Regions from separate parts of the Homo sapiens genome. Here region 1 is linked to region 2. A link is an interaction called in ENCODE POLR2A ChIA-PET data of the cell type or tissue named here. Cell type or tissue: IMR-90. All regions are shown on one strand. Links, peaks and the distances in the headings refer to the core of each region. The heading gives the core; the rest is flanking DNA. Region 1 has its middle 76 kb from the start of TBL1XR1-AS1. Region 2 overlaps LINC00578 (long intergenic non-protein coding RNA 578).

Evidence for each region. Peaks named below come from ENCODE experiments on the same cell type or tissue, not always from the same donor. Only the 100,000 strongest peaks of a DNase experiment are listed, where the experiment ranks them.
Region 1: POLR2A ChIA-PET joins it to region 2 with 9 read pairs; 3 of 35 experiments call an interaction of 5 or more read pairs at or near these places.

What each region holds. Positions count from the first base shown.
Region 1 is chr3:176,959,141-176,964,528 of GRCh38, forward strand. No RefSeq gene overlaps it. Among named protein-coding and RNA genes, the nearest start is that of TBL1XR1-AS1, 76 kb to the right of the region's middle. In IMR-90, for the core only: no CTCF peak of the experiment used is centred there; a DNase peak (open chromatin) is centred at 2,971.
Region 2 is chr3:177,488,504-177,493,891 of GRCh38, forward strand. All of the region lies in intron 1 of LINC00578 (long intergenic non-protein coding RNA 578), which reads left to right. Among named protein-coding and RNA genes, the nearest start is that of LINC00578, 49 kb to the left of the region's middle. In IMR-90, for the core only: no CTCF peak of the experiment used is centred there; no DNase peak of the experiment used is centred there.

The sequences.
Region 1 (5,388 bases), core at 336-5,335, 530 kb before region 2:
GAATCTAGCTGCCACTTAAAGCCCTTTGTGATCTGCTCTCCAAAGACAGGTTCAAGGATGAGGTCTCAGACTCACTTCTGGGAAAAGGGAGGACAGGGAATGGCAAGATCGTGGTTCAGGAAAAGCAGAAGATATTGTTACAGCCGTCTTTAAAACATAAAAATCTAGTCAGGCACGGTGGCTGACACCTGTAATCCTAGCACTTTGAGAGGCCAAGGTGGGCAGATCACCTGAGGTCAGGAGTTTGAGACCAGCCTGGCCAATATGGTGAAACCCTGTCTCTACTAAAAATACAAAAATTAGCCAGGCGTGGTGGCGTGCCTGTAATCCCAGCTATTCGGGAGGCTGAGGCAGGAGAATCGCTTGAATCTTGGAGGCAGAGGTTGCTGTGAGCCGAGATCGTGCCATTGCATTCCAGCCTGGGCAATAGAGTGAGACTCAGTCAAAAAACAAACAAACAAAAAAGGCCAGACACAGTGACTCATGCCTGTAATCCCAGCACTTTGGGAGGCCAACGTGGGCAGATGACAAGATCAGGAGTTCGAGACCAGCCTGGCCAACATAGTGAAACCCCGTCTCTACTGAAAGTAAAAAAATTAGCTGGACATGGTGGCTTTGGCGCACGCCTATAATCCCAGCTACTCAAGAGGCTGAGGCAGGAGAATCACTTGAACCCAGGAGGCAGAGGTTGTAGTGAGCCGAGATCATGCCACTGCACTCCAGCCTGGGCAAGAGAGCAAGACTCTGTCTCAAAACAAAAACAAAAACAAAAACAAAAAAACAAACCAAAAAAACACTTAAAATCTGTCAACACCCCACGCCAGCCCTAAATGCCTTACTTCCACATGTATCTTATGTGAGAAGCAAACATCCGTATTGTTTGAGTGGGTGTTACTATGGGTTTTTCTCTGATGTGCAGGCCAGCCTGATCCTGACTGATAGAGCTCCCGAGGCCATCGCTCATACTTGATCTGCATACACTTTACACACTACTCTAACCGGCTTGTTCCATCTGGAGGCTCCCCCCAAGGAAGATAATTGACAACGGAAGAGAAAGGGGGCGGGGCGAACGTTGTTACAATCAAGTCAGGCACACTCATAGCAACACCAACGGAGAAAAGAAATGGAAAAGTCATATACAGTCACCCACAGTATCAGAAGGCATAGCTGTCTCTATGTGGCCATTTCCTAAAAAGACAAGCAGCAGAACTATGTGAGTCAAAAAACCCTAGAGATTATAACTAACTAAGTACAGTAGAATTCAAGAATTAACAAGGCCCCTATAGTATTAAAAAGGCATTGAGTTTACTTATGGCAGCCTGATTAAAGATGATTTTTGTACATATTATTACTGAGGACAATCTCTGAGAAAAGATTTCCTTGTAGGTTTTTGAGACATGATTTCATATTCTTATAATTTTTCCTTAAAAGAATCCCTGAAAGATAATTTACTAATGCCAAATTCCATTTTTGAATTAAGTGAACAAATAAAAAAGACACAAAAGCAATCTTAATTCAGTCAGAGATGTTCAAATTAAGCTCAATCTGCACATTAATTTTGCGCCTGGAGGAGCTACTGCATAGCTGTCCCACGATGCCCTGGGGAGCACAGCAGCACCATTTTTCTGTGAAGAACCCTAGATCTCAGGGAAATATTCAAGAACGGAGCAGGGACTGTCCATAGGAAAGCCCACAGTCTACACAGAGTGCTCATCTCCACTTTCTGAGAAACTGGAGTTAATGTTGTTTCTTCTATCGTTTGTTGTTTTGTTTGATTTGGTTTTAAGAAGCTTTTTTTGTTTTGCTTTGTTTTAAGAAGTTTTTGCTTCTTAGGGTTCTAAAATGCCTTGGGATCAACCAATACTAAATTCAGTTTAGAAACTCTAAAGAAGAAAGAGTACTTCAGTCAACATTTTTCTCCTTCTTCCATCAACCCCAAAGAAAAAGAAACAAACGATTTAAGATATACATCTATTTCCTCACTAGCAGTGTTAAAAAAAAAAAGGACTTAACCCCTGAAATCATATAAGTCCTTCCCTTCTTGATTCTATTTGGCCTTACTAAAATTAAACCTCCATAGACATGTCAATCTGTTATTTCCACCAAACTTCAGAGTTTTCTATATTATATTCAGAAATGGGGTTCATAGTTACCAAAAAAAGACTCATTTTTTCATTATGGTCCCCCACACACTGTTCACATCCAAGCCACAAGGAATTGGTGGTACAGACACACACCACTCCATCCCCTGACTTTGCGCTATTTCCACCACCAGAAATGCACGTGCCTTGTTGCCAACTATTTTCCGCTGCAAGGCCCACATCAAATGCCTTCTTCTCTATGAAGTCGTTCCTTGCCTTCTAAATTAGAATTAACCTCCTCCTCCACTTTCAACAAATAAATACTTGAGTGCCTACTGAATGCTGGGCACTATTTTAGGGTCAAGGGAAACAACAGGGAGAAAACATGGCAACATGCACCCTTCTACTGGAAGAGATAAACATTAATCAAATAATCAATGAAAAAATGTAAAATTGTGATATATGCCATAAATGGGTGGCCATGGTGCTCTATGATAAAGGACATGTGATCAGCTATATGGTAAGTCAGAAACTGTAAAGGACCTGAAATTTTATCCAGCTCACAAGTTAACAAAATAGCCTGCCAATTTTACATACATATAACGACAGAAGATACAAGACTCCTGGGTCAGAAACATGGATACTTTGTTATACCAAAAACAGCAGCCAGGGCAGTCTCTTGTATAGCTCCTCCACCCCCCAATCTCCACAAGGCTGTGGATGAGGGACCAACGTTACCTGCTCATGCAGTAAGGTGCACCACAGGAGAAGAACCCTGAATTTTAGAAGATTGGCTCTTATAAGGCTGTTCATCTGCTCATACACCTCTCTGGAGAGAAAGAGAGAGCAATGTAAGCAAATCTCTGGGGAAGAGGAGGAAACGTCATCACTACTCTGGAATGTGAGCAAATGGCTCCAGGAAGGTATGTCTCTAAAAGTCTCTAGGAAAACACCATCTCTAGCTTCCAAGAGTATTTGCTATTCAAGCATGTCCTTTGCTCAGGAAGCTCAGATGAATGAGAAATGAGAGAAATCCAGAGAACTGTCTCCTCACATCATGAACATCTGAGAAATTTTCCCTAAGAAATAAAGTGTGTGCTGAAGAATAGGTAGGAATTCATGGGATTGGGGGGACTTGGGGGCAGTGCATCCAGGCAGAGAAATTAGCATGTGCAATGCCAGGAACAGGAGAAAGCATGGTGTTTTCAAGGAAGTGCTGCATGGCTGTAGCACACATCACTAAATCAATCTGAACAGACAGACAGGGACCAGGTCATGCAGGACCTTGCAGGTTCATATTAAGGATGTGATTACTTATTCCAAGGGCAATGAGTAGCTAAAGATTTGTTTTAAGCCAAGAAATGATATGACAAAACTTGTATTTCAACACAGCCACTCTCTATATTGCAAAGGATGGACTACAGTGGGATCAAACCTTGTATTCTGGCTTCCCACAGAGTCTTTAATAATGGTCGACTCTTTGAGCTTGCTTCTACCACATGCTAGTCGTTTCCTTGTACATCCCCCACCAACAATGCAGCCCAGCACCTCCAAATTTGTCATTGCAGAAGAGGCAAAATCCCACCTCCATTCTTACAGGGTCCTAGTTAGGCCTGAGAATTAAATTGTCATAAGACAGGTCAACAGAAGAAGAAGACACAGCTTTTTTATTTATTTATTTTAATTTTTAATTTTTATTTATTTATTTATTTATTTTGAGATGGAGCCTCACTCTGTCTCCCAGGCTGGAGTGCAATGGCGTAATCTTGGCTCACTGCAACCTCCGTCTCCCGGGTTCAAGCAATTCTCCTGCTTCAGCCTCCCAAGTAGCTGAGACCACAGGCATGCGCCACCATGCCTGGCTAATTTTTGTATTTTTAGTAGAGACATAGAGTTTCACCATGTTGGCCAGGGTGGGTCTTGAACTCCTGACCTCAGGTGATCTGCCTACCTCAGCCTCCCAAAGTGCTGGGATTACAGGCATAAGCCACCGCACCTGGCCAACAATTTTTATAAAACAGGTTTCACACTGCACAGGAGCACTCATAAGGAAATGAAGACCCAAAGAACCAGTTTGAGTCAAACATTTATATACAGAATGGGACAAAGACTAGTAAATTCTGAATATATGATAAGGCAAAAGAGCTTGAGCTAGAATAGTTAATTGGGTAGAGAAGTGACCAAGAAGATAAGGGTTAGTGTAAGAAAGTTTGTGTTGCATAGATGTCCTTCAGCCTCAAATTTTCCATCCTTGATTATTAGAATGCTATTTAATAGGGAGGACATCTTTCACAAGAGAGTTTCATCTCCTGCTTTTAAGAAACAAAAAAGAGGTCAGAATGGTCTTCTTGCACCTGCTGTTTTTCAAGTGCCTTTAATTCAAAATAGTCGATGTGCCAAAATTGTATATTTTTAACTCCTTCATCATTTATCGCTCACTTACATTGTGCAGAACAGCAATTTCAATCAAAACTATTTTCACCATTGAATCAGTAGTAAGAGAAGCCCCTACCTTCCTGTAGCTTCCATTTTAATGTGCTTTGATAGATGAACGTGGTTAATTTCAATTACAGTCTGCTAATCTTTCAACTTCTTTACTTAGGATACTGCAGTATGTCCACCATAGAAAAGACCCAGATAAAGATGATTTAGATTTGCCAGATGTTCAGCTGCTCTCGGAAATAGCTCCTGAATTCAGTAAAATCGGGGTGGCTTTGAATGAGGTCTGTGATCTGGCATTGGTGGCCTTATATTATATATATATTATATATATATATATAATGGCCTTATATATTATATATTATATATATAAAAAATATATATTATTAAAATATAATATATATTAATAATATGTATTATATATAAGGTCACCAATGTCAGATCACAGACCTCATTCAAAGCCACCCCGCTTAATATATAATATATATTATATATTTTTATATTAATTTTATATAATTAATAAATTTATATAATTTTATATAATTAATATATAAATTATAATAATATATTTTATATATAATATAAGGCCACATAATATATTATATATAATATATATTATATATAATATATTATATATAATGTATATTATTATATAAATATTATACTATATATTTATATAATATTTAATATATTATATATATTATATAATATATTAATATATTATATATAATATTTAATATATAATATAAATAATATAATATATAAATATTATATATTTATGTAATAATATATATTATACTACGCCAGGCATGGTGGCGCATGCCTGTGGTCTCAGCTACTTGGGAGGCTGAAGCAGGAGAATTGCTTG
Region 2 (5,388 bases), core at 196-5,195:
CTTTTGGGTAAGAACAAGGATGTTAGTTTTCAATATCTGCAATGCTGCATGATACATTACCCCAGAGTTTAGCAGCTTAAAAGAATAAACATTTATTATCCCACAATTTCTGTAGGTCGGAAATCTGAGTGTGGCCTTACTAGGTTCTCTGGCTCAGGGTCTCTCCCAAGGGCACATTCAAGGGGCCATCTACAGGTCAGTCTGTGGTGACCAACTGTCTGGGGTTGCTCAAGACTGAGTGGTTTCTTGGGATGTGGGGCTTCTGGTGCTAAAACTGGAGACATCCTGGGCAAACTGTGCTGAACTGGTTATCTTATCTGGGTTTTATCTGAACCCTAGACAGAGGGACAGTCCTCTTCTAAGCTCATACCTTGTCATGTGGCAGGACTCTGTTCTACGTGGGTTGCTGGACTGTTCTTCTCTGGCTGTTGGCCAGAATCCTCCCTCAGTTGCTTGCCAATATGGTACTTGTTTCATCAGAGTGAGCAAGTAAGAGAGAAAGAGAGGTGAGCAAATTGGAAGCCAGAATCTTTCAAATTCCATTTGTTAGAAGCAAATCACTAAGTCCAAACCACACGCAAGGGGAGTAGATCACACAAGGGCAGGAGTAGCAGGAAGTGGAGATCATTGGGAGCCGTAGAAGCTGCTCACCACAGGGTGAAAAAACAACTTGCAAATGTGGGTGACAGTATCTTTTGGGTAATCAATATGATTTACTTATCTGTGGGATCTAAAATCATCAAAGTTGGAGCAGAGAGTGGAATGGGGGATAGAGACGTGCGGAAATGATAGTTAAAGGGCAAAGCTTCAGCTGCGCAAAATAAATAACTTCTGGAGATCTAGTATACAGCATAATGCCTATGGTTGACAGTATTGTATCATATACTTAATATTTGCTAAGAAGATAGATCTTACATTAAGTCTTATCATACACACACAAAATAATAAAAGTGGCAGGAAGAAACTTTGTGGGGGAGGTGATAGGTGTATTAGTCTGTTTTCTGTTGCATATAACAGAATACTTGGAACTGGGTAATTTATAAAGAAAAGGAATTTATTTCTTACAGTTATGGAGGCTGAAAAGTTCAAGGTAGAGAGGCTGCATCTAGTGAGGGCCTTCTTGCTGATGGGGACTCTGCGGTCCTAAGGTGGCGCAGGGCATCATATGGCCAGGGGCTGAGCATGCTCACGTATTAGCTTCAGTCACTCTTCCTCTTCTTATAAAGCCACTCCCATGATAACCCATTAATGAATTAATCCATTAATCTAAAAGTGGATTATTCCATGACCCAATCACCTCTTAAAGGCCCCACCTCTCAATACTGCCATATTGGGGATTGAGATTCAACATGAGTTTTGAAGGGGACATTCAAACCATTGCAACAGATATGTTTATGGCCTTGATGGTAGTGATGGTTTCACAGTATATATTTAACCTCAAACTCACTGAGCTTTTTGCAATTAATATGTACAGCTTTTTGTATGTCAATTATACCACAACAAAGTGATTTTGAAATAAAAGAATTCCAGATTTTCTTCTCATCTTCTTTTTCTGAGATGATTTTTCAGTAGATAGCAGGAGGAAGACTGGCTGACCTGGTGGCAGTGGGAAAGAGGGTTCCCAGGCCCATGTCTGTCCTTCCCTGGCTCCTCAGTCCTCTGCTCTGCTGTCTCTTTCATTCCCGCTCTACTTTCCCTGCTGCTGGGCAGCTGAAATTGGGAGCTGTCAGACTCCTGCTCTATAATCTCTTGGTTTGGTTGGACTTGGTTGTTCTCGCTGCTGATTTGATGCCACTTTCATTCTTGAGGACAGGCTGTTACTCCCACCTCATCCTCTGGTCTAGCAGGCTCCCTTCTGATTCCCAACAGCAAGCCCAGAGTAAGCGCTCTACCTGGTACCTTCAGATACAGCCTACTTCCTATCTCAGGGCAGGTGGAAATGGTCAGATAGGATACTTGGGGACCAAGAGAGCCTCTGGGGGCTAAATTCAGGCCCTCCTTCTGCATAAACGAAGTGTTTCTCTGATGCAGCTATTCTATGGTAGTTTGCTATGAGTCTCAAATGGGAAATGAGGCAAAACACTCTCTGTTTGGCTTTCCTCTAAACCAATGTAAGCCCCATTCTAGAATTGCAGCCCCTTGTGGGGACAGGGACAGGGAGGAGCCATGATGCTTGGTCCCATTTGCTGCCTCCTTTGCTTCCTGCAATGCAGCAGGGCTGAAAAGGCAGTTTTTATTTTTTTCTGTGTTCTCTCCAGAGTTCGTTCTCCCTACCCAAGGCATGTGATGCCCTCTGGTCTGCCAGGCTTGGCTCTTACTATGCTAAATAGAGGCTAAGGGAACTTAGAATGGCCTTTTCTGTCTACCCAAAGCTTGGCTTTCGTGACAATTGTTTTGATGTGGACTTACAAAAGTCAGATTTATGACTCAAAGATAATCAATGGCCTCTTATTCCCTGAGGCAATGCGCTTTTTGGCTAAGCTTGGATGCTGAGGTTGTGAAGGTGCATGATTTAAGGGGGAAATGAAAATATTCAAAATGCCAAAAATACTATCCCCATTACACGCATTGGTTTTTACCGCTACAGGTGACTTCCTAGGGTGACCACCAGCCCTGGCTTTGGGGTTCAAGGACCTACTCATTCTGCTAGAACCAAGATGTGCTGGAAATGGAGAAGTTAAAAAAATGCTTTTCTAGTGGCACTATCATGAATCCAGCATTTTCCTGCCAAAAGGATAGCATTTTCCACGGGTTAAGCGAGTAACTCCACATATTTGAGTGAGCTGAAAGAAATGTTTGTTGTGTGTGTCTGGAGGCGGGGGATGGGGGGTGGGTACGTGCTTAAAAAGGGGACAAGGACGGGAGTCACATGTAGTGTGCAGGGGAAAATTGAACGTATAAGAGGCATGTGATGGGAACAAAATGGTTAAACAGTTCCCTTCTCCCCGCCCCTCCTAAGCAGCTGCATCCAAGAGGGAAGTTTGCCATGGAAACACAGGAAGTATCAGAGAGCTGGGCAACAAGGGAAGCTTTTCTTGTAGTATCCACACTGGAAGTAGCTCTCTTCCCACCAAAAAGCCTGGAGCTATATGACACTTCTCTTGGGAACAGCACAGGAAATAGAGACTAACGTCTATTTATGACAGCAAGCAGCCAGAGATGACAGTTTGCAGAACATATTTGGAGAAAGCAACCTCCTGACAAATGGATTCCATGGGGAATTTGAATTAAAAGTGAACTTTGAATAATTTCAGATGGAGAAATGGCATTAAATAATTGGCATGAAAAGTCTTGACACAGGAGAGTGACCCCTTCAATCCAGATGGTGTGAGACACAGACACAGAGGGACTCAGCAGAGGGCAACGGAAGAGCCAGATATGAAAGACAGAGGAAGGACAGCTGCAGGGGACCAGGGCAGACACTCCCCTCAGCCACATCTGGCCAATTAAAAAAAATTCTCTTAGCTGTGTAGGATTGTATGCTATTATCAGTTCTATATTGAATACCTTTTGCAATTAACTATATATTCAATTCAGCTTAACTTCTTGACATATAAATTGTATGTAGTTCTCGTTCCACAATGGGGTTTGAGTCAGTCTCAAAACATTCTTTTTTTCCTCTTTTTAAATGAAGTCTGCAGTTAAAGAACCCTCCCTGATAATGTTACATATATTTGTCATCATTGGGAGGATCTAAGTAATAAAATTTGGGTGCCAAGACTGGGCAAACCAGGACTATAGCAACTCTAATAGAAAGTAGTTGAGTGAAGCTCATTCCTACGTGGAGGTACCTTTATTTATTTATTTATTTATTTATTTATTTATTTATTTATTTATTGAAGATGGAGCCTTGCTCTGTAAACAGGCTGGAGTGCAGTGGCGCGATCTTGGCTCACTGCAGCCTCTGCCTCCTGGGTTCAAGAGATTCTCCTGCCTCAGGCTCCTGAGTAGAGGGGATTACAGGCATTCGCCACCGTGCCTGGCTAATTTTTGTATTTTTAGTAGAGATGGGGTTTCACCATGTTGGCCAGGCTGGTCTTGAATTCCTGACCTCAAGTGATCCACCTGCCTCAGCCTCCCAAAGTGCTGGGATTACAGGTGTGAGCCACCACGCCTGGCCCCATGATTTATAAAAGCAAGAAAAAAAAAAGAGAGATGAGAGAGGCTGATTGGGACATAAAATCAGAGAGAAAGAAGGAAGTGCAGTTGAGAGTGAGCACATAAAGCACAGTGTGCGTATTAACGGGTGTAGGAGAATCTGTAAAGCGATGAACAGATCTCAGAAGAAGGGACTGGTGTAAGTTGTGTTGTGCTTTTGCTTTTAGCTGAAGAAAGGAAGGCAAGTTTGGAGGAGGAAGAGGGTTGGTTGTGTAGACTTTGAGAGCACAGAAAGGTGTGTTATCTCCTGGCTCTAAGGATCAATATGCAAGTCCTCTAGAGAGAGAAATTGCTAGCAAAAGCAGAAAAAACTATGTGTCTCTGTGACCCAAGTGGAAGGGTGGAGGGGGCATTACTCCCAATGATAAACCGAATACCGTGCCTCTGCAGCATCCTGAGAGATTGCTGCTATGTAGTCTCATTAGGAGACAGCCTTGTTTTAGGGGAGCATCTGTAATCAAGGTAGTGATGAGGTACTGCCCTCAGTGACTTCCTGAGACCATCCACCATGAAGGCGTCTGGATCAGAAGAGGAAGCCTACTGTTAGCATCAATGGTGATTCATTTGTAAGCACTCATGAAACACCATCTGAGAACTTCTAGTTATAATTAGATGAAAGTTCCTAGGGAGTGGCATAAGAATGTGGGGACAGGTGTCAGTGATATTTTACTTATTCTATTAATATGCACCTTCTGTACCAGGTTCGAGAAGCTTATTATTATCCCTGTTGGGAGGGAGGCTTACCAAGGGTAAGTAATGTGTTTGCTGCATCTAAACAAGAAGTGGTAGAGCCAGGATTTAAAGCCATGTTTATCTGCCTCCAATGCTTATTCCTGGTACCACTACGCTGTACAAACTTCCAGTAGAATCCCAAAAGCTGTTAAAATAAGAGGAAAATTTAAAGGGGTAAGTCTTCAAGTCATGTGTCGGATCTTAGACAGTGAAACTTGAGACATGATAGAAAACAGTGGCTCAGGCCGGGTGGCCATGGCTCACGCCTGTAATCCTAGCACTTTGGGAGGCCGAGGCGGGTGGATTTCTTGAGCTCTGGAGTCCAAGACCAGCCTGGGCAACATGGTGAAACCCTGTCGCCACAGAAAGTACAAAAATTAGCCGGGTGTGGCTGTGCGTGCCTATAGTCCCAGCTACTTGGGAGGCTGAAGCAGGATTGCTTGAACCTGGGAGGTCAAGTCTGCAGTGAGCCAAGATGGCACCACTGCACTCCAGCCT